Linked DNA regions of Mus musculus: regions 2, 3 and 4 are each linked to region 1. Evidence: chromatin loops called from intact Hi-C (ENCODE). Cell type or tissue: left cerebral cortex. All regions are shown on one strand.

Region 1 (8,000 bases):
CTGCTCAGAGTTCTGGCTACCCCAGGTCCAGGCAAGGCACAGAGTAGTGGGGATAACTGCAGAGGAAGGGAGAAGGGGTGAGTTGGGCTTCCCATACTGCACACTTTTCCTTCCCCTGATGCTGTTTGAGAGTGAGCCTCACAGTTTCACCTCCAGCAGCCCAGTGCAGCCAAGTTTAAATGTTGGCACCTCTGCTTCTGTATCTGCTCACCATCTTTCTCCATCATGGACCTTGAGAAGGTCCAATCACCACTCCAGCTCTGCTCTCTCATCTCTTTGGGCCACTTCCTCATTCTCTCAGATGCTTTATAACATATACAAATAGATGTAGGTAGGTAGTTAAGCAGATGACTGTATAAATGATGCCTCCCTGATTTTTCTCATCCCAACTCTGAGAGTAATTAACAATAATAATTAAAAGGTAGAATGAATAATCAGCATGGAGAAGGCAAGGCAACTGGAGATTAATCTAGAAAATAAAACACAATGGCCATTTCTCAGAGGGATCCCACTAATCCCTCAATAACGCAAGAATTCATTGAACCCTTGAAAGTCTCAATTGTGTAGCAAGTTACAAAACCCAATCACCTTCCAAATTAGTGGCCCTTAAGACAAGAGCAAGCGAACTAATTGCCAAATTTTATGAAGGCTGAAATTGCTACTTTGCACTAACATGGGCATTATACGCTGAAAGTAATGCTGAGTAGATTGGTTAGTAGAAAAATCATCTCTATAGAAAGAAGCAGAGATTCCAGTGTTAATTATTTGTAAGTCCTTGACCAGATTTTAAAGCCATCTTTTCATAGCTCATATAAGAGTAATTAATCAAATTTTACAGTTGAAATAACATTATTATACTCTCTCTTTCACTCCAGTGTGTGTGTGCATGCATGTGCACATCTGTGTGCTCGCTGGAATCAAACCAAGGGCCTGGCAGATGCTAAGCCTGTACTTGGGCTGCAGTCCTCGCCCTATTATGCTCACTCTTACGACTAAACAAGAACTGCGAGAAAACTACAGAGATCTCATACATTTTCCCCTGTACTTGAATATTCTTTGTTTTTTTTCACATTTATTTTATTGGTTTTGCTGAGAGTGTCCAGGACTATATTTATTACACAAGTACTGCATAACTATATACTATTTACTACATAAAGTCATAAGTGCTAAATAACTATATACTCATGTACTGGCTAGTTTTGTGTCAACTTGACACAGCTGGAGTTACCACAGAGAAAGGAGCTTCAGTTGAGGAAATGCCTCCATGAGATCCAACTGTAAGGCATTTTCTCAATTAGTGATCAAGGGGGAAAGGCCCTTTGTGGGTGGGACCATCTCTGGGCTGGTAGTCTTGGTTCGATAAGAAAGCAGGCTGAGCAAGCCAGGAGAAGCAAGCCAGTAAAGAACATCCCTCCATGGCCTCTGCATCAGCTCCTGCTTCCTGACCTGCTTGAGTTCCAGTCCTGGCTTCCTTTGGTGATGAACAGCAGTATGGAAGTGTAAGCTGAATAAACCCTTTCCTCCCCAACTTGATCATGGTGTTTGTGCAGGAATAGAAACCCTGACTAAGACAACTCAGTACTATTTACATCATGTCTACCCTACCCCTACCCTCTTGTATGTTTTATGTTAGATTCTCAACATTTTAAAATATAATTGCATTATTCCCCCTTCCATATCCTCTCTCCGACCCTTCTACTTCCTCCTCTCCCTCTCAAATTCATGGCCTCATTTTATTATTCTTACAAGTATATGTGTGAATAGATTTATAACCAAACCTGCTGAGCCCAGTTACTGTTGCTTGTATAGATATAGATATATAGATATAGATATATAGCTATATAGGTATATAGGTATATAGGTATATAGGTATATAGGTATATAGGTGTATAGGTGTATAGATGTATAGATGTATAGATGTATAGATGTATAGATGTATAGATGTATAGATGTATAGATGTATAGATATATAGATATATAGATATATAGATATATAGATATATAGATATATAGATATATAGATATATAGATATATAGATATATAGATATATAGATATATAGATATATAGATATATAGATATATAGATATATAGATATATAGATATATAGATATATAGATATATAGATATATAGATATATAGATATATAGATATATAGATATATAGATATATAGATATATAGATATATAGATATATAGATATATAGATATATAGATATATAGATATATAGATATATAGATATATAGATATATAGATATATAGATATATAGATATATAGATATATAGATATATAGATATATAGATATATAGATATATAGATATATAGATATATAGATATAGATACACACACAGCCACACACACACACACACTTTGGGTTGACTAACAACTTAGGGTGCTCATGCCTGGGGAAGTCTACTGCCACCCTAGACAGTCTTTAATTGTCTGTAACTCTTCATCTAGGGGTGGAGCCCCTTGTGACATGTGACTTCCCCATCCCCACGACGACTCGTCAGCCAGGATTGCCACTGTTGAGCTCTTGTTTAAACAGCCGTGTTGTTTAGATCTCATGGCCATAGATTAGAAGACCCAGTCTTGCAGCAGGCTTCTTGGTCCTCTGGCTCCTACAGCCTTTCCAAACCCAAGTCTTAGGCGTAAGGATTGTGTTGTGAATGCATCAGGTGTGGCTTTGCACCTCACAGTCCATTTTTCTCTGCATTTTGACAAGTTGGGGGCATTCTGTAATGGTTTCTGTCCACTACAAAAAGAATCTTCTTTGATGAAGGCTGACAGCTACACTTATCTGCCATACAGATTTTTTTTTTTAAGTCTGAGAAAGGTTATCAGAAACTAGGCAGGGTGCACTGCACTATAATCTCAGCATTTGGGAGGCTGAGGCAGGGGAAATCATGAATTTGAATCTAGACTGTGGTACATATAAGACCACATCTCATTTTTAAAAATCCTTATGGGGGACGCGGGACTGGGCAGTGACTCAGTCAGTAAAATGTTGCTGGGCAAGTAAGAGGGCTTGGGCTTCATCCCCAGGACCCACATAAAGCTGGGCATTGTGGCACCTACCTGTATGGCTGGGAGCCAGAGGCTAGGACTCTTCAGGGCTTGCTGGCCACTTAGCCTTGCTGAAGTGGTAAGCTCCAGTTTCAGTGAGAAGCATGCCTCAAAATAAAGAAAATAAGATGGAGAGTCATGAAAGCAGATATGTGATGTTAACCTTTGGCCTGTGTGTGTGTGCGCATATGCACACACACACACTATTATTAGGTGCCAAATACATGATGGTTGTTGAAATTCTATTACTAATATTCACCCAGTCATCCTGCCTATTGGTTAAGAGAGTGACCCAAATTTTGCCCACCCACAAGTCTCAAGAGTCCCATAAAAGTCTATCTAAGTTTATAAAACATGTTAGTTTAGAAAAACACTGCGGAACATGTGGCTTATCCTCTAGATATTAAAACTGAATGGCCAACTTGGAACTTTTACAGAAACTACTCAACAGCGCCATCTGGTGGAGAAGAGAAAACCTCCTGCTCTTGTAAAAAGCAGCTTCTTTCTATTACACTTTTTGTTTCGTTTTCCAGCTATTCATCATGTGGCGCTATAGATGCTTGGGCAGCTAAGTGATCAAAAACCTGAAAAGAAGCTGAGTCTGGCTGTGACCAGTGAGCTCCTGGGAGGAGCGTTCGTGTCTGCGGAGACTGACGGACGGCTTGGAATCTCAGTACCGTGGAGAGATTGGACACATAAAGGTCCAAGGCTTTACTTTATCCAGGGCTACCTTTAGCATTCTGGAGCAGCCATTTCTTGCCCCATTCTAAATCTGAAGCAACGCCTTGTGATAATAAATAAAAACCCCATTGATTCGAAGCTTTCAACTGAGCAGAACACTTATGCCAATCCAAGAGCTAAGAGAGCTTCTTGGGCCTATGGAATAGCGTCCAAACCCCTCTGCACCCCCAATAGCAATGTGGTCTAAAGTTACCTTGGTTTATGACTTTATTTTTATTTAAAGATTTATTTATTATTATATCTAAGTACACTGTAGCTGTCTTCAGATGCACCAGAAGAGGGAGTCAGATCTCATTATAGATGGTTGTGAGCCACCATGTGGTTGCTGGGAATTGAACTCAGGACCTCTGGAAGAGCAGTCAGTGCTTTTAACCACTGAGCCATTTCTCCAGCCCAGAGATTACCAACTTAATAAGAGAAAATGTTTACTTTGTCTCACTTTGGGGGGGTGGTATCCAGTCTATAACCAGGTAGCTCTGCTGCTTTGGGTCCATGAGAAGGTAGCACACCATGATGCCCGATGAAACAAAGATCTTCAATTTATGGGCAGCATGGAGGGGATTGAGAGGGTACAGAGCTCCCAACATTCCTGTGAATGTTGACACAGGCTCAGTGACTTAAGATATCCTACAGTGTCTTGCCTTTGAGTCTAGACCTTCCCAAAGGGCCACAGCAGGTACCACACCTTTAGCACAGGGGTCTTCAGGGGACCAGATCTAAATTATAGAAACATGCACCTGAGGCCTTTAGAAAAGGTGACATTGTAAATGTGGTCCAGTGGCACTGTGCCATGTGGGGGCTGCGTTAGCCAGTGCAGCAGTCCTAGGTTGACAGGGTTACTACCCTTCAAACCCATGGTGATATATTCATTTCCACAGTCGACAGTTCTCTTGCTTCTCCATTGTTCAGAAGCTGGCAAGACAAGCTATTCTTTGGAGCCCTGACCAAATGCTCTAAGGATTTTTTCCAAGGTGAATGAATGTTCAGGGAACATTTTGAGAGTCTGGGTGTTGTGGCTATACATTGCAGATTCTAGGAAGCCAATAAGGAGGATGTGGGGGGTTGAGAGGCACTGGATACACACATAGATGAGAGTCCAGGTGAGAAACACCAGGGAGCTTGAGTTTCTTGTGAACAGTGAAACTGGAGATAAAACTGATTAAAGCAATGCTGGTCTCCAAGGCAGAACTAACTGGGTTCCATCTTCAATATCCCTGATGCTGAGAGGGCTTGGGAAGAGGATATCGCTTTGACTGGAAGCCCGTCCAATGCTATCTTTCTTTCTTAGGGACAACGTACATAAAAGCCCAAAGTGAGGTGCAAACATTCATCTCCCTTGATCCATTCAGGACACCTCTGCAGAGCATCCTGAGCCTCGCAGCTCCCCAAGGGGACCACGGCTGCTTCCCTTGCATTCGCATCACAGCCCAACATCTTCTGTTTACCTCACTTTGCCTGCTTCCCCACAGGTATAGTCTCAAGAGCATCCACCAGCAAGACAGACGCCAGAAGATTCTACATGGCCAACCAGATCTCAGAGGCTTTCCCAAGGGATCCTGGTCCACAGGAGGAGATGACAAGCTAGTCTAGGAAACAAACTTTAAGGTAGGATTTAAAAAGATTTTTATTGATTCTTTGTGAGCTTCACATCATGAGCCCCAATCCCACTCATCTCCCCGTCCCTCATATCTGTCCTCTGCCCTTGCAACCTTCCTCACAAAATAAAACAAAAAATAAAAACAACATAAATAAATAAATAAAGTTAAAATAAAACCAGCTCACGGTGGAAGCTGTGGTGTGTCATGGTGTGTTACATGGTGTGCCCTTTTGTCCACACATCTTTACCTATAAATGTCCATTGCCATGAGTCACTAGTGTGGTTTTAGGCCTCTGGCTTCTGCCACACCATCAATACTGGGTCCATACAGGGGTTCCTCTCAGACATCCTGTTGTTGCCCCGTATCATAAAGACCTTACAGCTTTGGGTTTGCAGGATCGGCCCTTTCACGTGCTCCAGCAGTTCACAGATGGGGTAGATGTTAAAGTGAGGCAACTCAGAGCCCTGGATCTGCGCCTGGGTGGAATCTAAGTTGGTCAGTCCTCCAGTACCCCTGCACCCACACCACCAGGGCTAGCTATCCTGCTTTGTCCAGGCAAGGTGCAGGGCTGCTCTCCCAAATGCTGCAGCCAGCGAGGAACAGGGCCAGATCTCCTACTGGTGGTGGTGGAGTGCATCTTTCTGGTGCCCACACCACTGCTTGGCAAACAATGGGTAGGACCGGTTCACCTGTGCCCCTGCCAACAGGGCTACCTCCACTGTGCTGCTCAGTCAGGGTGGGTGGGATGCTGTCCTGTGTGCTGCAGCCAGCAAGAGGCAGGGCAGCAATCCTGCTCTCACACCCTTGGGACCACCCCCTAGGGGACAGGAGCAGGACGGGTAAGAGGGGGAGGTGGGTAAGATGGGATCTTAAAAACACTTAATTTTTGAGATTATAATATTGTTGTATCAGTTCCTCCTTCCCTTTCTCCCTGTAAACCCTCACAAATCTTGCTCTCTTTCAAATTATGTCCTCTTCTTTCTTTTCTTGTTATTACATCTATTTTCTTTCCTTTATTATTATTATTTTGGTTTATCTTTTTGTTTGTTTGGTTTGGTTTGGTTTTGGTTTTTTGAGACAGGGTTTCTCTGTATAGTCCTGGCTGTCCTGGAACTCACTTTGTAGACCAGGCTGACCTCGAACTCAGAAATTCGCCTGCCCCTGCCTCCCGAGCACTGGGATCAAAGGCATGCGCCACCACCCACGCCCGGCTACATCTATTTTCTTACACACATAAAAAAGCCCTGCTCAATTTGTATACTGTCACTGTATGTGTGTGTTTTCAGGATTAACCCATTCGTATTGATAACTAATTGATGTGCTGTTCCCGGTGAAGACTATTTCTCCTGCTCTCAGCTTTCCTGATTTGCCTCAGTTCTTTTGGAGTTGGTCCCTAGACCTTAGCATATCTGATGCCATGTCAGGAGCATCATTCTGACCTTAAAACCCAGAAAGTAGGTCCCAACACCTGCCAAAAATGGGAGCAAAAACCTAATCCATCAAAGACCTGGCCATCGGCCCAGGAAAGTCCCCAAATGTACCACCCTTCCTTTTTGGCATCTGTAGTTCCACATCTTGCTTACTGAAGAACCAACCAGGATGTGGGGGTTTGTGCATAAAAGACAAAGAAAGGGCTGCGAAGCTCAGGGATGCGTGATTTGGGCAAGTTCCCTGTGCAGCCACTGGCTGGCAATAAAGACTTACTTGTCAGCTTTAAGAGTCCCCATGTGGTGGTCTCTGGTGGCTTACCTCACAGTACTTTGTCGAAGGTTGAGGCTTTGTGTCTGTTGCTGTTGTCCTTGTCCAGGTCGGGTTTAGACAGCCATGCCGGTGAGACTTTATGGGTGTAGCTTCTGACAATCTTAGGAAACATAATCTCACATAAACTTCCTGATCATGTCTCTCACAACCCTTCCACCCCCACTGAACCGTAGGCACCCGAGTTGGGTTATAGATGTATCAGTTGGAACTGGGCTTCAGAACTCTGCATTGGATTGGTTGTGGTTTTCTGTCATGGTCTCGGTATGATGTAAAGAGAAGTTTCTGTAACGAGGGATGAAACCTACACTTATCTGTGGTTATAAAGACAATTACATAGAATGTAGTTGGAAATTGCGCTGTTTAGTAAGGTGGTGGTTCTAGGTTTTCCCTTGAATATCCATGACTGTACTAGTCCTAGTAGCTAGTTGACTAGGTTTCTAGTACCAAGCACGTTTACTCTTTTGTTGAATCTAGTTAGAAAGCTGTTGGTTAGTGTTAAGGTATGGGTGCTACTATTTGCATATGATGATTGCTGTATGTATATATGGGTTGGTTGTTGATTGCCTCCCTCTTTTGGAAGCTTGCATAGTGCTTTCTGGTGCTGTGAAAGCAAGTTCTCAGGGAGGACGCTTACAGGTCAGTTAGAGCTCAGGAGCCTCTGGGTCCTGTGATTTACCTTCTACATCGGGGGATCAAACAAAGGCATTAACAGTAGCTTATAATGCTTGTAGATTCTCTTGCCCAACCATGGCCAACTCAAAAAAGGACTTGGTGTTCATTGTTGTTGTTGTGCTTGGTGTTCATTGTTGTTGTTGTTAATGGTCTTTGGATCTT
Region 2 (8,000 bases), 190 kb before region 1:
GAGTGGATCTCTGTTGAATTCATGGAGACCTGTGTATCCTAGAGAAGAGACTGTCAGGGGTCATGCACCTGCAGTACTTGGAGGGCCGAGGAAGCCCAGGTAGCCGGACCCTGCTCCTGACCTCGCCAACCACGCAGCAGTCACCGCTGTGCCGTTTGGTCTCTCTGGGGCTTTGGTTCGTTTTTGATTTTCCTATAGTTCACTGTGGTATTGAGTTCTTGTCTTAGTCCCTTGTGATCGATCAGACAGAATACAAGAAATAGAAATTGATGGATCCTGTTTTTTAATCTACTATGCGAGGCTGGGTCTTTTCCTTGAAGAATTGGGGCCATTAACGCTTAGTAATTATTGAAAGGTATGCATTAATTCTTTTCCTTTTGCCGTTTTTGTAATGCTTGGGTCTCTTCTTGCTTCACTTGCCTGTGGTTCCAGTGCGGCTGATCCTTCCAATGGCTTCGGTGCTGTTTCTTTTTCTCTTCAGTGTAAAGGGTGCCTTCAAGTATCTCCCGTAGAGTGACCCTGGTGCTCATGAGTTTGGTTTATGTCTGTCATGGGAACTATTTCTGTGTCCTTTGCTCTAGTGAGGGCTCTGTTGCTGTGATAGAACACTGAAGACAACTTGGGGAAGAAAGGGTTCATCTGATTTGTAGGCTGTAATACCTCACTGGGAAGCTGAGGCAGAAGCTTGAAGCAGGAACCAAGACAGAGCCCGGGGGAAGCACCGCTTACTGACCGTCCTCCCCAGGGGTGACACCGGTCACGGTGTACTGGGCCGTCCTGTATCAATTAGCAATTAAGAAATTGCCTCATAGACATACTCAAGGAGTAATCTGACAGGTAGTTTTTGGTTGAGTTCCCCGCTTCCTAGGCATCTCAAGTTGACAGCCAAGATGAGCTGTCATGAGCTCCCTCAAGCCTTGTCAGTGGGGGATACAAACGCATCATGGTTAAGCAACTTTCCTTTTTTGGCTTATACTCAAGATCTCATGTTAATATTAACACCACAGGATAAAACACAATCCCAGCAGTGTGAAAGTCCAAAGTGTCACTGAAAGAACCCAGTCCCTCTGCAGCCTCACCATCCAGGCCTTCATCACCCACACTGCTTTCAGCATCCTTGTCTCCCAGCTCCCTCAGAGCAGCCCGTGCAGCTGAGCCCTTAATGGCTTTTCCAGCCCAGAGTTCCAAAATCATTTGCCTTCCTCTCACAAAGCATGAGGTTTGTCGATGCAGCAATCCACACTCTAGCACCCTCTTCTGCTCTAGTTACTGCTGACACTGAGCTGAGGAAGGCGCTGCTTAGAAGCTGCTTAGGAGAAGGAGAGACTTACCGGACTTACACCATTAAAGGGGTAAGGCAGGAATGGAACCAGATACTGCATAGCAACAGGCTTACCAGCTTGCTTCCACTGGCCTGCAGCCCAGGCACACCTCCAATGGGTGGCACCTTCCACAGTGGGCTGGACCCTCCTATATCAATCAGCAATTAAGAAAATGGCCCCTTAAACATGTCCTTGGGACAAGCTGATGAAGACAGTTCTTCAACTGCGGTTTCCTCTTCTTCCCAGGCACGTCAGGTTGACAATTAAGATCAGCGTTCAGTTTTAAGGGAGAGCTGTTCTGGAAATAGTAATGTAGGCTGGCAGTTATTGCTTCAGAACATGGAACACATCATTCACTGTCCTCTTGGATTTTAGTGTTTCTGCAGCATTGGGATGGCTTTGCCTTTATGTATGACTTTGTACTCACCTCCTGATTTTCCAGTATTTTTTTTGTACAGAACATTACAGTATAATTTGGTGAAGTCCTCTGGTTTTACCTGTTTAGCATTCTGAATGTTTTCTGTATGTGGATGGCTATCTTTGTCCCTGGATTTCAGAAAATTCTACTATGATTAAATATATTTCTTAAAGATTTATTTTATGTATATGAACATTTTGCTTGCATGCATATAGTGTTCCGCATGCATGCCTAGTTTTCACAGAGGTCAGAAGAAGGCATTAGGTACCCTGGAACTGGAGTTACATGTGGTTCCTGGGAGCTCAGTGCAGTTTTCTTCAAGAGCATCTCTCTAGCGCCCCCTGCTATAACTATTGAATCTCAATCTCTCTCTCTCTCTCTCTCTCTCTCTCTCTCTCTCTCTCTCTCTCTCTCTCTCTGTGTGTGTGTGTGTGTGTGTGTGCCGTGCACTCACAGTTATGTAGTCCAGAGGTCCATCTGGGTGTGTTTTTCTCAGTCTCCCTCCACCTTGCTTTTTTGAGACAGAATTTCTCATTGTACCTTGTCTTAGTTACTGCTGTGAACAGACACCACAACCAAGGTAACTCTTATAAGGACAACATTTAATTGGGGCTGGCTTGCAGCTTCAGCGATTCAGTCCATTATCATCAAGGTGGTTATGGTGCAGGAGGAGCTGAGAGTTCTACATTGTCATCTGAGTCACTAGGAGAAGACTGGCTCCCACAAGGTTACTCCCACAATGACACAATGACTTCCTCCAACAAGGCCACTCCTCTAAATAGTGCCACTCCCTGGACCAAGCCTATTCAAACCACCACAAACCTAAAGCTTGCCAGTTGGCTAGACTGTAATATAAGAGACTCCCAGGATCTGTCTGTATTTGTGTCAACCCATGCTCTGGGGTTGGAGAAGCTGCTGTGCCTGGCTTTTATGTGTGTGCTAGGCACCCATGATCAGGTTCTCACGCTTCAGTGGATACCAACTGCTTGCTTCCTTTGTCTTTGTCTTTGTCTTTACATTTATGCTATGGTCTGCAGGTTTTTAATGGTGTCCTGTAGCTCTATCATGCTCTATTCCCACTTTGTTACTTTATTTGTGTTGCTGTCTGAATGTTTTAAATCATCCCCATCTTCAGGGCCTGCGATGGTCTTCTTACTTGATCCTTTTGTGAGGCTTTCTACTCAGTTTTTAATTTGGTTTGTTGAGCTTTTTGTTTGTAAAGTTTTTATTTGATTTCAGTATTCATTACCATTGGATTCCTCATTCATATCTTGTATCATCTTCTCTGTTTCATTCCCCTCTTTATTTGTATTGCTTTTTTTTTTTAATTCACTCAAGAATTTGTGTTGTTGGATTTCATTGACTGTTCTTACGGTCACTCTTTTGGAGTCTTTGTTATTGTATGTCACGCAGTCTCACTGGAATGCATTGCTGCGGGGTTGGTATACTGTGCTTTCTGCTCCAGACTTCGTCTTTGCTTTTATCTATGTTTTAGCTATGTTTGGGCAGGGTGTTCCCACAGAGAAAGGCAGAAACTGAAAGGCTCAGTTCTAGTTGCTTCCTACTTCTGTAGTAAACAACACAACCAAAGCAGCTGGAGAGGAAAGGGCTTATTTACTCTCGCACATAATTCACCACTAAGGGAATGCAGGGCAGGAGTTGAAGGCAGGAATGTGGAAATAGGAAGTGAACAGAAACCATGGAGGAATGCTGGCTAGTGGCTGCTGGGCTTTGGTTTATGCTCAGCTTACTTGTTTCCTTCCTTCCTTCCTTCCTTCCTTCCTTCCTTCCTTCCTTCCTTCCTTCCTTCCTTCCTTCCTTCCTTCCTTTTTCTGAGATTTTATTTGTACCTATTTTTTGTGTATGTGCAGTGTCTGAGGAGGCCAGAAGAGGGCATCAGGTCCTTTAGGACTGGATTTATAGATGGCTGGGAGCTGTCATGTGGGTGCTTGGAATTAAAAGCAAGTCTCCTGGAAGAGCAGCCGGTGCTTTTAACTGCTGAGCCATCTCTTTAGCCCCTTAGCTAGCTTTCTTATACAGCCCAGGCTCTCCAGTCTAGGTACCATGCCACCCACGATGGACTGGAGTCTCTCACATCAGGCATCGATTTAAAAAATGCCCCACCGTCAGGCCTGCAGATTATTAGTGTGATCTAGGTAGTTCCTCAGTTGAGTGTCCCTCTTTCCTGGTGTCTCCAGTTTTGGTCAAACTGATAATAAAAACCAAGCAGTGCAGGCAGAAGTGTTGAGTGATCCCAAAAAGGAGAGCTTCAATAAGAAGAGTAGCCAGGAGCAGGAAGCTCAAGGAGACTCATGTGGGAATCTTAGCTTTGACCGACGTGGATCCTATTAAAAATGGGCAATTATCAGTGGGTAAGACGATAGTGTCGTCAAGACTTAGCTTGATTTCCACAAATATTTCTGGTTTATAAATTCACCCTGCAACAGAGGTGAAGCTAGGATTTTAGCTAAAGAAATCAAAACAGGACTCTCTCATTTCTTGAAGCTCAAGCATGAAACTCTTTGACAGGGAACTTGGGGGGCATTTACTCCCTTGTTCATCCATAGCTCTCATGTCCAGAATTCAGAATTCCATAAAGTTTACTCTGTCTAGAAATTCTAGAGAGGTTAAAAAACACCCTCAATTCTGATTTGTAGTATGGGACCATTCTAACTTTGCTAATTGTTAATGTGAGCCTTAAATTAAAGCCTTAAAGCAGGGACTCTTGAAGTACACTGTGGAGGCTCATGACAGTACCAAGCCTCATGTCTATGGATAGCCCATTAAGTGCAGCACGTGAAACGGCTGTCTTTTCTGCTGACTACAGGAACTTGTGTCCCTGAAGCCCTGCAAAGCCGCAGAGCTGGTGGCTACTCACTTTTCTGAGCAGATCGAAGTGGTCATTGGACAGCTTCAGGTAAGGGCTGTGAACACGTAATGGGAGGGCACCTGGATCTGAGGACTTCTGGTTACATGTATTGCTAAATTCAGAGTTCCAATTAAATGTAGTTTGGTGGTGGTGGTGGTGGTGAGTATGTGTGGGTGTGTGTATGTTAGATGTGTGTGCACACTGCCTATGTGGTTTATGTTCTGTTTGTGTGGTATGTTGTGTGCATTCTGTGCCTGTGTTGTGAGGGGATGTGGATGGGAGGAGCTGTGCATTAATCTCTGAGTACTGAGATGTGGGAGTGGATTGTTGGATAACAAATCCTGATATTAAGGGAATGGCTCTGAGACTCTAACCTACACTGCTTTAGAAACCATAAGCCATAGAAGAGCCTCCTGTTTTCTTTAGCTATAAGATCCACAACCCTATTCTGCTGACAGCTCATCTTACTTAAACAGATCTTTGTCCCCTTCAAATTGAGTCCATGGTCATGTTTTAGATTTTTCCAAGGAACAGCTTCTCTAGCTGTGGCTGTGCATGGTGAACGCTGAGAAGCTCTGGGAGAAGTGTGGTGTGAGGGCCGACTGTTCCTCATAGTTTATCACCACAGTACCAGTGGCCAGAGGAGAGAGCTCGGCAGTTGGACAACATGAGGGGTGTGAAGTACAACCCACAGCCCTCAAGTCTAGCAGCAGTGGTAGGGATGAGGATTCACTCATTAGGACCCACGTGGCCCCGCTCTGTACCAGAGCACTTAGGGTTAGGCTCCAAGGAGCACACTTAGGGCACTGCAGTATAATGCTACCGAGCTGGACTACCCTTAGTAAAAGGGACCATGGGGACGAGAGAAGAGTGATGGTGAGAGAACAGCTCCCAGAGCTGCCAGAGCCACGACGGTGTCATATTTGCAGGCAGATCTGGGAAAGGCTTTCCAGAAGGAAAGGCACTGGTATGGAAAGACGTAGAGACTCTGGGTTCAGAGTGTGGGCAGGTCTGTGGGAAACAAGAGATAGTGGATGCGGTGGAGGAAGGAGGCAGCACTGGTGCAGTGAGAAGCAGTTTTAAAAGGGGTGCATTAAGATATAGAGCCCAGAAAATATACATGGGGCTTGAGCTGATTTTATTACATCTACATTTCTCTGTGCTTGAGAATTACCAGTGTTTTAAGCAAAGGATGTTAACGCTAGATCTCTTTTATGGAAAACTTTGGCAAAGAACACAAATGGAGCCATAACCACTTGAAAGGCAAAAGGGCAAAAAAAGTGGTAACCAGGACAAAGCCAGCAGCAGTGGCCGATATGGGCTCCAAATGAGTCTGCGTACTTAGAGAGAAGCTCAGTAAGGCAGGAAAATTTTAAGTGGTTCCTAGGTTATCCAATAGTAGATCTACTAACTAGCTCAGAGAATTAATAGATGAATTAAATTTATGGCCATCCATTAATTCATTCAGTGTTTATGCCGTGGGACCAGAAACATCAAATGCAGAGGATAACATATAAAAACAGAAATGGAAACGAGGAAAACTTGGGTGTGTGATCTCTGCTCAGAAGGACAAAGATAGACCAGGCAAATGGCAGTTTCAGAAGAATTGAGTTAAAATGATGATGGATTCCATGGAAGATCTGTGGCCAGGCTCTGGGAATAGTAACTGGGCCAGAATGATGCTGGGGCCTGGGGAAGGGCACATGGCTGAGGTGTCGGGGTGGCAAAAAAATGCTTCTGCTCACACCACCTCAAACCCAGGACCCCTCTTCTCTTTAGAAATCGCTTCTGCTAAACCTCACTTGTTCTGGTGCTTCTGGGATTATCTTTAAAAGTGTAAGATTAACAATTAACAATTATTTCTACCTCCTCCTGTAGTAAGAGTCAGAGAAGCCTGTTGAATGAGTATCATTGAATGGTCAAATAAATAAAATCTGGGCACAATGGAGTTTTTTTTTTTTTTCTTTTTAAGTGACTGATTGATTGGTTTGTTTGAGTTCCTCACAGTTCTTTCGAAGACATTATATGTCTGCTAGGCTTCAGTGGTTGTATAAACCCCACATTGATCTTACGGACTTCCTTCACTTTTAATGCAATTTGCTCCTGAATTTGTTCCCAGGGCTCTTGGAAGGAAACTCAAGTCATAACCAGGAGGAAAGGCATGTAAAACAAAAGGAAGCAACATAGAGAAGACAGGATATGAAGGCTGATAGTGACTAATGACTATACATGGGCCAGTCTTTAAAAAAAAACTAGCATGTATTTCTATACTTTCATATGTGTTTGTATATATATATATATACATGAATAAGTGTGTGTGTGTGTGTGTGTGTGTGTGTGTGTGTGTGTGTTCCTGTCCCTTTTGAGTGTGAGATCAATCAAGCCTTAGGTCTTGTGCATGCTACACAAGGATTCCATCTCTGTGCTATATCCCTAGCCATAAATAGATTTAGAAATCATATTCAAAACTATACTATTCTTTTCATTTGGACTGTTCCCTGCTTGATACAGAAGAAATTTGAATACATAGAAAAAAATGTTCAGTTTTGCTTAGGCTTCTTAAGAACCTAGCAACTAAATTCATGAGCTATAAGAAGCTTTATCTCATTTAATTGTCACTACTTTTGACAAATGCAGAAAAGATACAGCTGGGGTTCAGTGGAGTGGGTGGAGTTGTTTTGTTTCCACATAAGGCAACTGAACACTAAGAATTACATGGTCATATTGCTAATGAATGCTGGGAATAGAATCCAGACTTTGTGCTGACGGCTAACCCTTTGCAGTTGTGGTTGATGCTGTTGCAGAGATAAAGAGTTGAGGTTTTGGAGGTAGTTGTTAATTTGAACCTTAAATACACCTCAACTCTCCCCACTATTAACTGTCTCACAGCAGACCCTTGTGAGAGGCAGAGGACAGTTGAGTCAGTCTGAGACTCCCTCTGCAGCCCAAGTCCCTTGTCAACAACACGGATCTAAGCACTGACCATTTGAGTAACACTTGTGCTGGGGCCAACTTTCTTGGGAAGGGTCTGAAGTCACAGGGTGTGTGAAGGGTGTTGGAGCTGTTGAGAGTTTGCAGCCCTGAGGTGTGCAGAGGCCCCACGGAGACACAAGCACCTGCTTTGAAGGGCCAGACTAGACTAGTTCTTTAGCATTGCACAATCTTGGAAATTTGATATGTAATTGTGCTTTTTATTTTTCTATTCAGAACCAGCTTTTGCTTTTCAAATTTTTGAGGAGTCTTCTTGATCCAAGGTATGTTAATAAACTTTGGCTTTCATAATACACTCATGGAAGGATGGAAAGAAACTAGAGTTAAGATACTGGCCTTTGGTATCCAAATGGTAGATTAGCTCTTTTTATTTTTAATGGAAAAAGGGGTGATTATTAAA
Region 3 (8,000 bases), 240 kb before region 1:
CAGTCTGTAATGTCAGGCTCCTGTGATTAATCTTTGCATATATGTATATGTGCATATAGTGTGTGTGTATGTGTGTGTCTGTGTGTGTGTGTGTGTGTGTGTGTGTGTGTGTGTGTGCGCGCATGCATACCTTCATACCCAAGTTTTGTTTTTTGTCTTTTTTTTTTTTTTTTTTTTTTTTTTTTCAAAACAGGGTTTCTCTGTGTAGTTCTGGCTGTCCTGGAACTCACTTTGTAGACCAGGCTGGCCTCGAACTCAGAAATCTGCCTGCCTCTGCCTCTGCTGCGTTTAAAGGCATGTGCCACCACCGCCGGCTCATACCCAAGTTTTTATCAGTGACATAAGTAAAGTTAGTTTATTGACAAGCCTGTCAGGGCTAGGTAGCAGCAAGAGTCAAAATTGAAAATGATCTTGATAAGAAAATCCCATTTAATTGTGTATAAACCTGACAAGATTAAACATTAGATTCAAATTTGTTTACTAGATTTGAAAGGTGTAGCTAGGTAGGAGTTAGAAATATCTTTAGTCCTAGTGTACTGACCCCCAGTACTCTCCTAACACCCTCCTGCGCCTGTCTTGTGAGCAGCTCTCCTCCCACTGTCATGTGACTTGCCAGCTTTAAGTGGGGCTGCGCCTGTGTGCATAGGTTGGGGCTGTTTACTGGAAGGAATGCCCCTCCCCTGCAACAGTAACAGCAGGGTGTCAGCCCTCATCCCCAAGGGCTCAGTCTGTTCAGGCCCACGAGCAGAGGCCCTGGTAGGGCCCATGACCTCTTGAGGCATGGGCTCTTGACCAGGATCACAGTACGAGAAATGAATTTCCTCCTCTGGAGCAGGCCTGAAATACGACCAGGAAGTGATTGGTTAACCCCTTACCAGTCCCACACTGTTGTACCAAGGGCACATCCTGAATAAGGCTAAAGTCCCCGCTGGCTCTCCTTGGAGCTGATGGCAGGTCCATTTAGAGCTGGGCACTCAGCATCACTCGCTCTCAGCACTTGGACCAGCTGTGAGTCTGCATTAACTCCCACCCACTGCAAAGAGAAGCCTGTCTGACCAAGGCTGAGATGCAAGCGGCACGTGAGGTGGACCGGCAGGAGAAGATGTTGGATTGTGATGAGACACTTTATATAACTCCAACTTGCAGGTGACTGAGACCCAAGGATATTCAGTTCAAGACTATCTCTTGCTGCACAGTGATTTTGAGTCCAGTCTGGCTTCCTAGCAGGGAGAAAGGGAAGAGAGGGAAGGAGAAGAGGGAGCAAGATGGTGCATTTCAGTTTGAAGTGAAGTGCTGTTGAGGAGATAGCTCTTGGATTTATGCCTTTCTTTTGTTTGTCCTACTCAAATGAAGGGAGGATGGCTTCTGAACAGGAGGGGCATTTCGTAAGTTTTTATTATTATATGTTAATTTTATTCTGCTATTTCCATACATGCATGTGTATGTAATGTTTTGATTATACCCCTGTTGCCCTCTCTTCTCTCCCTTTCCTTTCTTCTTCCCACCCCATCCACTTCTACGTGTGTGTCTAGTCTCCTGTCTTTTCTTTCTTGCAAATCCTTTCCCTCAGCAGTGAGTAAACTGCCTGTGCACCTGCAAGAAGTGGTGGGACCCTCTCTATGCCTCTCGATGGACCAAATCCAGCGTAGGTCCTATGAAGGCTCCATGACACTCTGACTCTTCCTCTGGCCCTCACATTCGTATGTTTCTTTTTTGCGATGTACCTTGGGGCAGGTGGTGTAGATACCCTCTTAGCTGGTATCTGAGTACTAAGGGTCACCTGTCTCGTTAACCACCGCCTAGTGTCAAAGCTTCTCTCACCAGGCCTAAGAGCAGCAGTGCTTTGGCATCAGCATGGATATGTAGAAGGCAAGTTGAGAGGCACATCATGCCCAGTTGGCAAAACAGTTGTAGCTTCCTCACTAGGACTGGACTTTTGATCAGGCTACCAGAGTGAGTTCCCTCCTGTAGAGCAGGCTTCAACTCCAATCAGAAAAACGCTGGCTATCCCCTTAAGTGGGCACACCTTGACTGGCTTGCACCTGCTGTAACTTGAAAGCCTCACATTAGTGATAGTTCTCCCCCAGCAGCCTACATAGCACCTTCTAGCACTGTGAAATGTCAATAAGTTCAGCTTTGTTTCTTTATGGCCTGAAGCCAAAGCACCTGGTGCCTTGCACAGTTGGGTCTTACCATTGAGTTGCCATGGGCAGTCAACAGCAATGGTCATAGTATTTATTGTTTTGGGAACCAGTGGAGCCTTTCTGACCAACAACTCATAAGGAGGTAGTCCACTCCTAGCATTGAGATTCTGCCCTTCCTTTCTTGCTTCCTGCCTGTGTCTGTGTCTGTAACTGAGTCTGTTTCTGTCTGTGACTGTTTCTGTGTCTGTGTTTGTCTTAGTTCTGTGTGTCTGTCTCTTCCTGTCTGTGTCTGTCTGTGATTGTGACAGTGTCTCTGTCTGTCTGTGACTGTATCTAGTCTGTTTTTCTATGTCTCTGTGTCTATCTGTATCTGTATCTGTCTGTGTGTGTCTCTGTGTCTGTCTGTGTCTCTCATCTGCGACTGTCTGTGACTCTGTCTCTGCTTATGTCTGTCAATGTCTATATTTATCTGTTTGTGTCTATCTGTTTCTGTCTCCGTGTCTCTCTGTCTATGACTGACTGTGTCTGTCAGTGTCTATGTATTTGTCTCTGTCTGTGTGTGCACATGTGTGGCTGTGTGTATGTGGAAGCTGGCGATTGATACTGGGTCTTCCTCTATGGCTCTTCACCTTGTTCTCTCACTCAGTCTGGAGCTCACTGATTTGAGTAGAATAGTTGGGTAGCAATCCCTTGGGCTTCTCCTGCCTGTGCCTCTCCAGTGCTGGGGTTGCATATGTGCTGCCACACCCAGCTTTTACATGGGTGCTGGGCACTGTACCCAGTTCTCATGCTGCATACATACAAGCACTTTACCAGTTTAGCCATCTCCCAAATCCGTGAGACTTCCCTCTGATATCTTTATGTCCTGGGAGTGGCTTTCTCCATCCACACACAGTGCTAAGAACTGTATAAAAAGACTTCCTTTGCTGGGTGGCATAGTTTGGGTTTGTAGTATCTGGGAGGTTTGTTGTACTTTAATCTTTAATACTATTACGTAGGAATCTGAAACAGAAAAGTTAGAAGTACAAGGCTAGCTTGGATCTCTGAGACCTTGCCTTAAGACAAACAAATGTAAAAAATAAAAACAAATTAAAGAAGCTATTATTGGAGGCAGAAGAATGAGCTTTACTGGTTAAAATGTCAGTAGTGCTAATTTGTGTCCTGCCAGCAGGTGGCACCTCGTACCTACTGCCAGCAGCCACACTTTCCTCGTGGAGTCAATAGGTAATGCTATTTAACAGTTATGATGTCCTCTCAGGGCAGCCATTGGAATTTTGAAGGTATTACAGTGAATCTGTGGAATACTTCTGGTAATGTAGTCATTTCCATACAATGAATTCTGCCAACTCAGGAACATAGCGGACGTCCCCATTACCTGGTGTTTTGTTCATCTCCTTCCTCAAGTCGGAACATTCTCATTGTGCAGGCCTTTACCTCCTTGGTTATGGTTTTATCCCTTTTCTTCGTCAATTGTGGACGGGGTAATCTTCCTAATTTCTTTCTTAGCAGATTCAGTATTACTGCATAAGAAAGCTGACCTTGTCTCCTGCCACTGTACTGACCGTGTTGACAGATGGAGCAGTTCTCTGCTAGAGTCCACGGGGTCCTTTAAGGACATCATCTTCCAAGTAGGGATAGTCTTGGCATCTTCCCTTTTGCACCCGTGTTCATCAGGGAAATTGTGTGTTGTGGTTTGTATTTTGCTTGTGTGTGTGATTTGTACGTGTGTCCTTGTTTTGCTGCTGGAAATACCAGCTTCTTAGAATGGCTTTTGTAGTGTTCCTTTCCTTCCCATTTGTGGGACAGTTTCAGAGGCGTTGGTAGATTTTTCCTGCTCAGTTCAGACTGATGCCGCCCAGTCCTGGGCCAGAACCCGGCTCTGGCTGGAGCCTGTGGGAAACTTTTCACTTTGCTTCTGTCCCACAGCTTCTTGGGTCTGTGCGCATTGTTGGTTTCATCTGGCTTTAGTTTGGGCAGGTTGTACACATTCAGAAGTTAACATGCTTCTTCTAGGTGTTTCCACATTTGAGAATATACATTTTAAAAGCATTTCCTAGTAACCTTGTGTATTTCGTTGGTGATAGGTCTCTTCCATCTGTAACTTTATACGTTTGGCCTTGTTTGACTTGTTTTTGCTTGGTTTGGCTTGGGAATTGTGAATCTTGTTAATGTTTTTCAAAGAGGCACTGGTTGATTTTATATAATTACTCTTTACTGTTTCATCCATTTCTGTCCCCATCTTTATTATTTTTTGCTGTCTGTGTATTTGGTTTTAGTGGCTTCTTATTTCTCGAGAACCCTGAGGCAAATCATTTGGTTACCTATTTTGAAATCTCTCTGATTTTTTAATATGAGTGATTAGAATGGTAAGCCTTTCCCTTTGGTTCTTGCGCCACTAGGGCGTGCCACCAGTTTCATCTGGTTCTGGTAATTTTTAAGTTTCCTCTTGGGTTCTGTGGACTACTGTTTTTTTACCAGGGTTTTGTTTGGTCTTTACATGTTTGTGTAGTGTTTGAGGTTTGCTGTTGATTTCTAGGTTCCATTGTGGTCTGATAAGAAACAAGGAATTATTTCAATTAAAAAATATATGTTTAATAACATTTTCTTATTTATTTATGTGTAGGGGAGTGAGTCAGAGGGGGTCTGCATGTATATGTATGCCACAGTGAATGTCAGAAGACCACATAGTGGGTCCCCAGGACTGTGATCTATTTACATTGTTTCCATAAGTATTTACACTCGTTTCATGCATGCCATTTTTCTCTTCTTACCTCTTCTGACTGGTTTTGATTTGCTATCTACCATATCAGATATAGAAATTCCTGAGCCAGCTTGTTTCCAGCGTACTTTTACTTGGTATGTTGCTTCCTGACCGTTGACTCCCCGGTTTTGGCTGTTTTTGCTAGTTACACTGGTTTATTGGAGGCAGCATGTACTGGTTTTCTTTCTTGTGCATATATGTGTGGCACATATGTCTTGTGCATGTGTGGTCATGTGCATGTCTGTGTAAAGGCCCATGGTTGATGTGGGCAGTCCTCCTACTGTCCTATCTTACTCATTTAGCAGGATCTCTCAGTTAAACCTGAAGTTCACTGATAGGGCTAGCTTGACTTCTAATGTCTAATGTACTGAAATTAAAATTGGGCCACGACAGCCATATAGCCATATAGGTTATATATATATATATACATATAAGGATATGAACTCCAGGCCTCACACTTAGTCTGTGTTTTAAGCACCATCTCCCCAGCTCTGGATCTTGTCTGTCCTCCCAACCCCCACATCCAGCCTTTCTCTGGGTCTTGATTGGTTAGTTAAGGCATTTTGTGTATAAGATGGTTGTCCTGAGCCGTGCGGTGGTGGCACATTTAATCCCAGCACTTGGGAGGCAGAGGCAGGTGGATCTCTGAGTTCGAGGCCAGCCTGGTCTACAGAGTGAGTTCCAGGACAGCCAGGGCTATACAGAAAAACCCTGTCTCAAAAAACAAAACAAAACAAAATAAACAAACAAAAAAAGATGGTTGTTCTGGTGGGTTTTGCTATTTGCTATAGTTTTGTTGGAGGTTGTGTCTGGGTGAATTATTGGTAGGTTTTTGTTTTTTTTTTTCCTCATTTGTTTACTGGTTGGGGCCATCTTCACTATGCTCCATTAGCTGTTTCTCTTGTGAAATGCATTCTCTCCTGTGTCCTTGTGGGTGAGACAATTTTCTTCTCCTTCTGTGTAGTGTCCCTTAAGACAGTGCGGGCTCAGTTGTCATGAATTGCCTTAATTTGTTCTGGAAGCAGTCATTTCTCCGTCAGTTTTAAGAGAGAACTTGGCTGCATGTAGCAGTCATGGTTGGCAGTTTCTTTTCAGAGCTTGAAATATGTAGACCTGTTTTCCTGGCTCTCAGTGCTGGTGACAGATCCGATGTTATGCTGGTGTCTTCTCTGTGATGTGGAGTTGTTCCTTACAATGCTAGGCAATGTATTTGTAACATTTTGCCATGGCTAGGTTCTTCGGTGATCAGGTCTTTGGGTTTGGATGTCTTTTTCTAGCTCTGGAAAATCTTCACTATACTTTGATTGAATAAATTGTGTACGCCTTTAGACTTTATCTCATCTCCTTCTACCCCATGACTTCTTAGGTTGTGTCTCTTGTTTGGGTTGTGGTTATTAATTGCCTTTCCTTTTATACATCTCTATGTGCTGCTGTCTTGACGGTGTCCCCTGTGCCTGGAATCCATTCTTGGGCCCGATCACGTCTCTGGTGATGTTTTCTGCCGTTTAGTATAGTTTGGTTTTGTTGTTGTTGAGATATGATCTCACTAGCTCTGGATGGCCTGGAACTTGCTATATAACCTAGGATGGTTTGAATTCATAGAGTCCCTTCCGTCCCTTACTCCTTGGTGCCATGGTTAATATACTTGATATATTGTTTTTGTTTGGTTGTTTTTTTTTTTTTTTTACAATAGCTTTTAATTTTTTTACTCTTTCATATAAATACATATAATTAATATTGATGATACATTGCCCCTTCCCCTCTGTTGTCTCCTTCTACAATCCCCTTTCTTTCTCACATGCCTCTTGTTTGCCTGTTTGTTTATAAATAATCCAAGAGCTTAGTCAGGATTGGTTGCACATGCTTGGATGCAGTGTTTACTGGATTGTGGAGAATTTAGTAGTGGTTATGCCTATGACTGTCCCCTCCTACAGCCATTAACTGCCATAGGGCCTAAGATAAGGGCGGGGCCTCATAATTCTCCCCTGTCCAGTCCACGCTGAAACGTTCACAGTTGGATCTTTGAAAGGTTTTGTGCAGGTTCTGCTGTGTATTTCATTCTTTGATTACACAAATTTCTGTTTGGTTCTTTTTTAGCATCTCAATTTCCATGATAAATTTTTCTTCATGGTCTTAATTTTTATCTCCAAACTAATGAGTTGTCCTCTTTTTTACATATTTATTTTATGTGCATAGGCATTTGTTTTTGCCTGCATGTATATCTGTGCACCACATGCATGAAATGCCCGCAGAGGCCAGAGGAGGGGTCAGACCCCTTAGAGCTGGAGATACAGACAGTCGTGGGCCACCGCATAGGTGTTAGGATTGGGACCCAGGTCCTCTGTGAGGGCAGCCAGTGGTCTTACCTCCTGAGTCACCTCCCCAGTCTAGTTACTTCCTCTTTCATCTGCTTTGGCGTCTTTCTTGCCTAGGTGCTGAATTGATTTTACAGCTTTCTCTCTTAGTCTGAATTGATCTGTCTTATTCGTCTGCTTAGTGCCTGGTGTTTCTGGGTTTTTAAAATTTGTTTTTCAGGCATCTCATCTTTCAGAACTCTGTACCAACTTAAGCATTTTCAAGGTTTGTGAGAACAATGTTCTTCGAGCCGCGTTCAAATTGCTCGTCTCCAGTCTTTATATTGGAGGCCATTTAATTAAAGATCTAGGAAGTATTGTTGTTACCTCTGGCACTGTGGCTAAGTCCGGGACTAGCCTAGAGGCTTTTGCTTTCCCGAATGATGGGTTTATTTCCCTGGCCTTTTCTTTATTTTTAGAATCCTCTGCATCTCCATGTGTCAGTTCAGACCATTTCCCCCTGGTGCTCTTTCAGGCTAGAGATGCAGGTGTTTTTATTTCAGGAAACATTATTGAATTCCCTGGTGGGCTACTTGCTATGCTCCAGCGCCTTCCTTCTTATTTGGGATTCCAGTCATGCATGCATTGATACTCTCCCTTCTTCTCTCAGCTTTCTGCTTCCCTGTGTGCTCTTCCTGCCTCTTCTGTCCTCTGTCCCAGACTCTTTACTCACCACTCCAGCCTCTGCAGCTGGCTCTCACTGTCACTGGAAGACAGACTCCTAAGTAGACATACCAGTGG
Region 4 (8,000 bases), 110 kb before region 1:
GCTGATGCCAGCTGACGTTTTTCTCAGAATAACCTCTGGGTAGTTCTTGCTCTCGGTGGATTCTTCTCAGCTCAGAACCAGACCTCTAAGACCTTGCTTCCCAGTTTCTCAAATAGCGGAGGGTATTAGAATTTGTGGCTCATTTTCCTTTCCCGGCTGTTCTGGTGGTAAGAAGTGTTAACTCAGTTTGTCTTCCCACTCATGTCAGGAATGGAGATGAGGAGGAAATCTGTTCATGATTTTTTTAGGATTTCATTTTTTTTAATTTTTTTAAGGAAAAAAGAATCCAGAACAAGCTAGCATTTCTGTGGCATCAGGAGAACCGGCCAACCCCAGTAATCGCGGCCAGCCCCAGTAACCGCGGCCAGCCCCAGTAACCGCGGCCAACCCCAGTAACCGCGGCCAGCCCCAGTAACCGCGGCCAACCCCAGTAACCGCGGCCAGCCCCAGTAACCGCGGCCAGCCCCAGTAACCGCGGCCAGCCCCAGTAACCGCGGCCAGCCCCAGTAACCGCGGCCAGCCCCAGTAACCGCGGCCAGCCCCAGTAACCGCGGCCAGCCCCAGTAACCGCGGCCAACCCCAGTAACCGCGGCCAGCCCCAGTAACCGCTGGTTGGTGGATTCATAGCAGTTAGGAGCAAAGAGCAAGATGTGGTCTCTGACAGGCTCAGGAGAAGACTGCAACCAGTGTTGGTATGCTGACGTGAGAAGACTAGTGTCGAGCTGGTGTCAGACATCTGGAGGACACTGAGTTACATGGAAGGACAAGCATTCTCAGTAGTTCCAAAGATGGAGCTGGTACCAGTATAGTGGTTGGATCAGCTTGGAAGGAATATCTTACAGTAGTTACTACAGTTGATGGTACATTAATTAACTAAGGTTTGTGGTTCACTTTAGGCTCGATGCTTTGTGTTATGAGTTCTGTGTGTGATGAGCTGTGTCTACTGAAGGTCATACGTTGTAGTTCCATCGAGCCTCAAATCCTTCCTCCCCAAACACTTGGCAACTACTGACCTCTCTGCTGCCTCTGTGATTTGCCTTTTCTGGGATAGTTAGTAAGTTGCATCTCCCACCCAGTGGTCAGCATTGAAGACGTCTCGGTGTCATTTCACGACTTAGTTAATCTTTCATCATTATAGAACACTTTTGTAGGTACTGTGGTTGCTTTATCCACTCACCTTCAAATGACATCTTAGCTGCTTATAGGTATTTGCAGTCATACAGAAAGTCACAGTAGATGTCTCTGCAGCTTCCTCTGTCGACGTGGTTCTCAGGCCATGGTGAACTACTGAGTTATATGTTAACACTCTGTTTTCTACAGGATAATTGACCATTGACTGCAAATGGCTAGAGAACAGTTGTTTGGCTCCTAGTTCTGCCATCTCTGACTTGAGACCCTATAGCACCTTTGCCTGTTGTGCCTGGCTGCAGCATTATTAATGCAGCCATTAATGTGACTGTTCTTTATTTTTATAGAATTTATTATTTAAAACATGCAAATAAAAGCATCACCCCAAAGCAGACACAAAGTCTATACAACTCGGTGAAATTCTGCATCGTTGGCATGGCCATTCTTAGCGGCATCTGTGCAGATCTATGTTACATTTATACTTTCAGCATCAAGTATATTTTATGTGCTTATCCATCATAAAAATCAAAAGTCCACAACAGAATTAAAACTAGGAGAGCAGTTAGCTTTCTATCCTCTTTCCTAACTCCTGGCCATTGTAACTGGTGGTCAGTTTTAGAAACTGTCCCGTGTGCCACTGAGAGAAGTGTACTTTGTTCTTGCTAGGTGAAGCACAGCTGCTGGCCTCTCCTCTCCTTCCTGCACACTGAGTCCAGCATCTGCCAGGCTCTTCTTCCAGTCCTGCTTGTCCAGGCCATGGCCAGGGTGCTGGCATCTGGGCTTTTCTGACTCCTGTGCCCTTTGTCTGCTGATACAACCTGCTGTCTCACTCTGTGGCTTACCCAGTTCACCCTCCAGCCTGGCTCTCTTGCTCCTGTGCTTAAAAGTTCTTGGTGCCTCTTCCCCAATGGACCCAACTCAGTGGAAGCAGGGTGAGGGGGTTGGGGAAGGGAGCAGACAACCAGATGGCTTTTTATAGAGATAATGATGCCTATCTCTCTATATGCTTTCTGTAGATGGCTTTTTATCCTGCTTCCCTTCCATCAGAACTCCTGCTATCCAGACACTGCTTACCGGCTGCCAGCTCAGCTGTTTCCTGTATAGACCCTTTCATTACACCTTCATTGATTTCTCAGTGTGTTCAGGGCTTTTTGTTTTGTCTTAGTTTTAAAGTTTTTTCAGGGAGCATGCTTTGTGGTGCTCTTGGGTTCACTGTGTGTATCTTTGCTTTTCTGGTTCAGTTTCTGATTTGAACCAGATAATGCCAGTTGTGTAGGCCTGATTTGTTTAAGTACTATTTGCATTGCGTTCATGTCATACAACTACTCTTTAGAATTGGTTGTGAGAGAATGTGAAAACAGGCATTTGTATAGCATTTTACGATTATACAGTTATCTTTTGTTCTCCTTGCTTATCTGTGTGCATTTGAAATTGTGAAAATCGTTTTCATTATCTTAGTCACTCTTGTCAGAGAGGTAGGTAGGGGTGGGCATTAGTGCCTCAGTACCGTATAGAGATCAGAGAACAACTAACCTCCAGGAGTTGGTTCTCGACTTCCATCATGGGTTCTAGGATTGACTCAAGTGGTCAGACCTGCAAGACATCTCTGAAGTACTCCGAGGTTTTCATTTATCTAGGAAAGTCCTGTTTTGCATGCACTTTTAGAAGACAGCTTTGCTGGATGTAGGATTTTCGGCTGCCCGGTTTTTCTTGAAGGTTTTGAATGTTGCCTCGGTGACTCCTGGCTGCCATTGTTGCTGCTGTTAATCTTAGGGCTTTTCCCATCTACCCCTCGATGTGACTCGTGGTTTCCACCTTGTCTTTTACTTTTCCCATTTGCGAGTTTGTCTTATCATCCATCCATATCATACTCAGAGTCCGTTGAGCTGGCTGAATGTGAACGTTACTACTTTTCAGTGAACTTGGAAATTCTGAGGCATAAGTGTTGAAATGTTTTTCTTCTGCTGTAGGGTCTCATTAGCTGTGCTATGCTGCTGGGACCGTACGTCTCTCCAAAGCTCTTCCTAGTCTTCTTTCTGTGGTTTTCATCTTGTGTAGTCTATTAAAATAAGATTTATTTTATTTTTATGAATATGGGGAGCAGAAGGTGGATATGTGCATGTGCATGTAGTATCCAATAGAGACCAGAAGAGGGCGTCTGATCCTAGTGTGGGTTTTCTGGAAGAGCAGCGGGTGCTTTAACTACACGGAGGGAGCATCTGCCCAGCCCCAGCTTTCGTAAACTCAGTTTTCTGCTCATGTGTGTTCACCAGTTCTTTTGCCTGTTCAGGTTTTCTTCTGACACATTCTAATGAGTTCTCTATTTCTGTTCCAGTGTTAACTCCCAAGTTTTCATCTAGCTTCCATGTATTTGTTTCCTTGTTGGTGTTCTCCGTTGGTGGTGGCAGGCATCACACCCTCCTGTGTTTCCTTGTCTCCTGCTCCCCTCACTTTGTGAACACATGCATCAAGACTGCTTTGAAGCCCATGTGAAATCTGGGGTCTGGCTCCATTGTGTGTGGTTTCCAGCCATTTCTTTGGTTAATGCTTTCCTATGTGTGCACACCTTGTGGTTTTTAATGGGATCTGAACATTTGAGAACAATGTACTTACCCATCTGCCCCCAGGGCTCATTATTATTTTATAATGTTTTGGTGATGGGTTGAAATAATTTAGTAAAGCTTATTTTCCTCCACTGTTAATGGTGTGACGTACTATCCCATAAACATAGTCAGACACATTTGTGTCTTTCCACGGTGTCAGAATATATCAAATAGCATTAAGTTCACAAGCTACATTTATTTCATTTGCTAAGTAGTTTTGATTTCTCTTTTTAGCTAGCTGTTGGTAAACCCAGATTTTTACATTTCCATCTTTATTATTAACTGTCAGGTCATATATTCGACATCACATAACCATGCATATGTTTACCTTAAGGAATGGCTACAAAAGAGTTAAAGAAACCAAGAGGCTTTAATGGAAATAGAGGCAGAGAGATAATGCAGATGCAAAGAGTCCCTTTGGGGTTCTGTGTTAACTCATCTGAAGAGTTGCAGCTGCAGGATTGCAGAGCAGGCAGTGGGAAAAGAGCAAAGCTGAGGCCCCTGGGGTAGTTGGGAGTTCTCTGCCTTGTTGGTCTAATTCCTTACCTTACACACTGGATGGTCAGATGCCCAGTGAGGGGGTACGCCACTATTGTAGTGTTAAATGTAAGCGTTAGTCTGTAAACTAGGCTGCTCTGTGGATAGAAAGGAATGTTTATTTGAGGAAAATCAAACTGCTGTGGCTATCTTGAGCAAAGAGGAGCAGGCAGAGAAAATATCTAAAGGCAGGGAGAGCTTTGCCAGTTTTAAAGAAAAAGGTGATGGGGGCGGGAGCCTGTGAGCTGGAACGGTTGTAAGTTAGAGTAGGGGTGGAAGGGTTGCTGGCCAGAAGAGCCAGGGCACTAGCCTGGGGACTTGGGTCTGTTATAGGTTTGTTTTAGGTAGTGGGGAAGTAGATGCCCCACGCCTGTAGGGGTGGATGAGGGAAGAAAAGGATCCTCCAGGCAAAGGTTTCAGAGGAATGCTGCATGCACGCTTTAGTTTATCCATAGCAGTCCTGTTTACCTGATCAGGGTCCAGACCGAGCTGAGCCCAGGCTAGCCTTTAAGGCATTGCTAGGGCACTGCCATCTAGGGACCTCGTAGTCCGGGTGAGGATGTTATACCCTGTGTTAGCCTGGTGTGCTTGATGCGTTATTGGGTCAACTTTCTGCATTACGCATCTGTGTGCCCAGATGTCCCTGCACTATACATCCACGTGCCCAGATGTAGGTGAGTTTATAGCTGGTGGGTTTTTACTTTTGGGGATGAACTCTGAGCAGGCTGGGCCTCCTGGGTGGGCTTGGAGAGGTGGTTCTGTACATGTGTAAGGACGAGGTAAGTCACATGCCTCTGCCTGTGCTCAGAATGGAGCCAAATGCTGCTTTGTAAAGTTGAGGCCCCAGGAAGCCAGGCACAGCTGAACACTGTGGTTCACACACGCGGCCCTACACACCGGAGCAACAGAGCAAGTGCAGCTTGGTCTCCACATTAAGCTTCCCATTCTTTTCTCTAAGGAAGTACAGTGCAGATACACTCACCCTGGGGTAACCATGGGATCTCATACTTTTCTCTAAGGAAATACAGTGCAGATACACTCACCCTGGGGTAACCATGGGATCTCATACTTTTCTCTAAGGAAATACAGTGCAGATACACTCACCCTGGGGTAACCATGGGGCTGTGGTGTTGCCTGCCTCTCCGTTTAATCTCTGACCACACCCAGCCATTTTTGTTTTCAACAATAACCCAGGATATCAATTGTTCTTCAAACCCAAGTGTCAACTCTGATTCTTTGTATGTCATTGTTCCTGAAGTCTATATTTATCATTCTGCCTGCCACTAAGGCTCCTCCCAGTCATCTTTCCCTCATCTGTGGCGCATCACAGCAGAAACTCCTCTCCTTTACCTTTCACAACTCCTGTGGTCCTTAGAACTTGAGTTCCAACGCCTCTCAGCTGCACTGCACTGAAGCAGGCTCTCTTTAGAAGAAGGGAGAAACTATAGGTGTATGAACCTGCTTTTATCCCTGGGGAAATCTTATCATCCCAAATCTCTGGAGCTTCGGACAGGGACAGTGGAAAGTTTCTGTGCCAGGATGAGGAGGCTGCGGCCTCTGGTCCAACTGTTAGAAATAATCTCAGGGCCCCAGAGAAGAGACCACCCCAATTACAGTGTCCCTATAAGGCAGAACTTTCCTTCTAAGCAGAAGGGTGCTGTATTCACTCAAGCAGAAGAGCATATTCAACCAGACAGAAGTCACTGTTTTGTTCTAAGAGAGGTGGTGACTGTACCCTTTCCCCATTGGCTGGGGTCCAACCTCACATTCTTTCACAATTGGCTAGTTTGATAGACAGACAGACAGACAGACCAAGGAAAAGACAAGGGGGTGGGGCACAGCAGGTAGAGGACATTTATTTAATGTGTACAGATGTTTTCTCTGCATGTATGCTATGTACCACATGCATACTTTGTGTCCTCAGAGGCTAAAAGAGGGCATCAGATCCTCTGGAAGTGGAGTTGAACGATTGTGAACTACCATGTGGGTGCTGGGGACTGGTCCCAGGTCCCCGGCAAGAACTGCCATGTTCCTAGCTGCAGAATCATTGATCCACCCCTGCAATTGGCTAGTTTTAAAAGAATTGGAAGGTGGGGGGAATGACCCAAAAGAAAAGAAACTGGGAAAAGGGGTGGTCAGTTAAGTCGATTAAGTTCCAAGGTTGTTGCAGGGCCTTTATGGAAAGAAAGGGTACAAATAAGGGAGATTAAAACATTTGCATATTTTACAACTTGGGGGGGGGGAATAAAAAGATTTGTATTCCTTGTCATAAATGAAAGTTTTAGAGTGTTTGACAGAAAAGATTGATACTCTGTGTTTCGCAGGGCAGTGGTGGCCCACGCCTTTAATCCCAGCACTCGGGAGGCAGAGGCAGGTGGATCTCTGAGTTCGAGGCCTGCCTTGTCTACAGAGTGAGTTCCAGGACAGCCAGGGCTACACAGAGAAACCCTGTCTTGAAAAAAAAAAAAACAAATTAAAAAGATAATAATACTTGGTATTTCTTCTGCTTATGGCTTGCCTCACATGCCAGGGAAGGGTGGGAGGGCAGCATACAGCCTCACAGATAGAACTACTGCCATCCTCTAAGTTCAGGCAACGCCCACCACTCAGGTTCATCTCTCTGGGGCTAGACATGCATAATGGGAGGCAGGCTGAGGGTACTGGGCTCTGCCTCATCCAGAGCATTCTGGGAGCTCCAAGAGGCAGGCATTGCCACTCTTGGGTGCAGAGTCTGCACTGGAGTCCCCTCTGCTGGGCTGGGGTTGGGAGGAGGAGTCTTGGTTCAGACACCAGACACTTGCTGTCGGCATGAATTCATAGATTTCCTTTTTCTCCAGATAATTGTTTTTCATTTGCCATTCTTCACTAGGTCTATTTCTCGAACCTTTACATGATTTCTTGGTTGGGTTAGGTTTGGTTTTAATGCCTTTCCCAGTTGCAATTGGGAACAGAATGTGTGGAGTTCTTTGGGATGGAATAAGCCTCCCACCTCTCTTGCTCCCCCTTGGGAAGCCCTAAGAGCTATCTTCCTGATAGTGGGCATGTCCTGAACATACAAACATGCAGACGTTGTGTCTTTACATGGTGTCAGCGTTTACGGAATACTGAATGCAAGGTTTAATTGTTCAATGATGGCTTTATTATTAAATCCATCTACCTTGGTAGCCTGGCCCATCTTTACAATTTAATTGTTAATTATTAACTCTCAAATCACACAGCACACAGAGTCTGTAAAGGTATATGTATGTACATGTATGTATGTACATGTAGATGTGTGCATGTGTTACAGAATGAATATAAATTAAAGAGAATTCCGCAGAGTGAGGAGGCTGTGGCAGTGTACTGAGGAAGTCTGGATAGATACAAAGTAGCCCAGTGCTGAGCCAGAGCTGTTGGAGTCAGATTTGAGAGCAGAGCTGTGAGTGTGACTGCAAAGGGACAAGCCACACCAGGTGGGGGTCCAGATGGGCACATAGGTGAGCCGGCGCTGGGGAGTAGGCTACATTAACAATGGGGACCAGTCGGATCTGGGAACCCTCCATCCTTGATGCAGACACCTGGGATCAGACCATCCATTGGTATTGGGGTCATGCTTTTATACTTTTAGGCATCCATCAATTTATGGGGTACAGGTGAGGGAATTAGACTTTTTCCTCAATCTGGTGACTCCAATAAATTCTTGGGCCTGGTCTTCCCAAGAAAATTTTAATATGCCCATGTGCTCCCACAATT

Evidence for each region. A loop is a pair of places that touch in the nucleus more often than their neighbours do. Peaks named below come from ENCODE experiments on the same cell type or tissue, not always from the same donor. Only the 100,000 strongest peaks of a DNase experiment are listed, where the experiment ranks them.
Region 2: a loop joins it to region 1, with 2.1 times the contacts of the local background. A loop is called at or near these places in 12 of 42 quality-filtered maps.
Region 3: a loop joins it to region 1, with 6 times the contacts of the local background. A loop is called at or near these places in 29 of 42 quality-filtered maps.
Region 4: a loop joins it to region 1, with 10 times the contacts of the local background. A loop is called at or near these places in 34 of 42 quality-filtered maps.

What each region holds. Positions count from the first base shown.
Region 1 is chr16:21,724,520-21,732,519 of GRCm38, forward strand. No RefSeq gene overlaps it. Among named protein-coding and RNA genes, the nearest start is that of 2510009E07Rik, 34 kb to the left of the region's middle. In left cerebral cortex, a CTCF peak has its summit at 3,528 (motif pointing left); a DNase peak (open chromatin) is centred at 3,546; H3K4me3 peaks cover 430 bases; H3K27ac peaks cover 243 bases.
Region 2 is chr16:21,535,452-21,543,451 of GRCm38, forward strand. Vps8 (VPS8 CORVET complex subunit) reads left to right here. Exons shown (of 47, transcript NM_001285893.1): 34 at 4,568-4,657; 35 at 7,817-7,863. LOC108168286 (a long non-coding RNA gene) reads left to right here and starts at 7,880. Exons shown (of 2, transcript XR_001781925.1): 1 at 7,880-8,000. In left cerebral cortex, CTCF peaks have their summits at 2,053 and 3,643 (motif pointing right); DNase peaks (open chromatin) are centred at 1,324, 3,651 and 7,284.
Region 3 is chr16:21,485,269-21,493,268 of GRCm38, forward strand. The region is part of intron 20 of Vps8 (VPS8 CORVET complex subunit); the gene reads left to right. Among named protein-coding and RNA genes, the nearest start is that of Vps8, 66 kb to the left of the region's middle. In left cerebral cortex, a CTCF peak has its summit at 3,318 (motif pointing right); DNase peaks (open chromatin) are centred at 2,860 and 3,321.
Region 4 is chr16:21,612,676-21,620,675 of GRCm38, forward strand. All of the region lies in intron 45 of Vps8 (VPS8 CORVET complex subunit), which reads left to right. Among named protein-coding and RNA genes, the nearest start is that of 2510009E07Rik, 78 kb to the right of the region's middle. In left cerebral cortex, a CTCF peak has its summit at 3,283 (motif pointing right); DNase peaks (open chromatin) are centred at 128, 3,321, 3,561 and 4,362.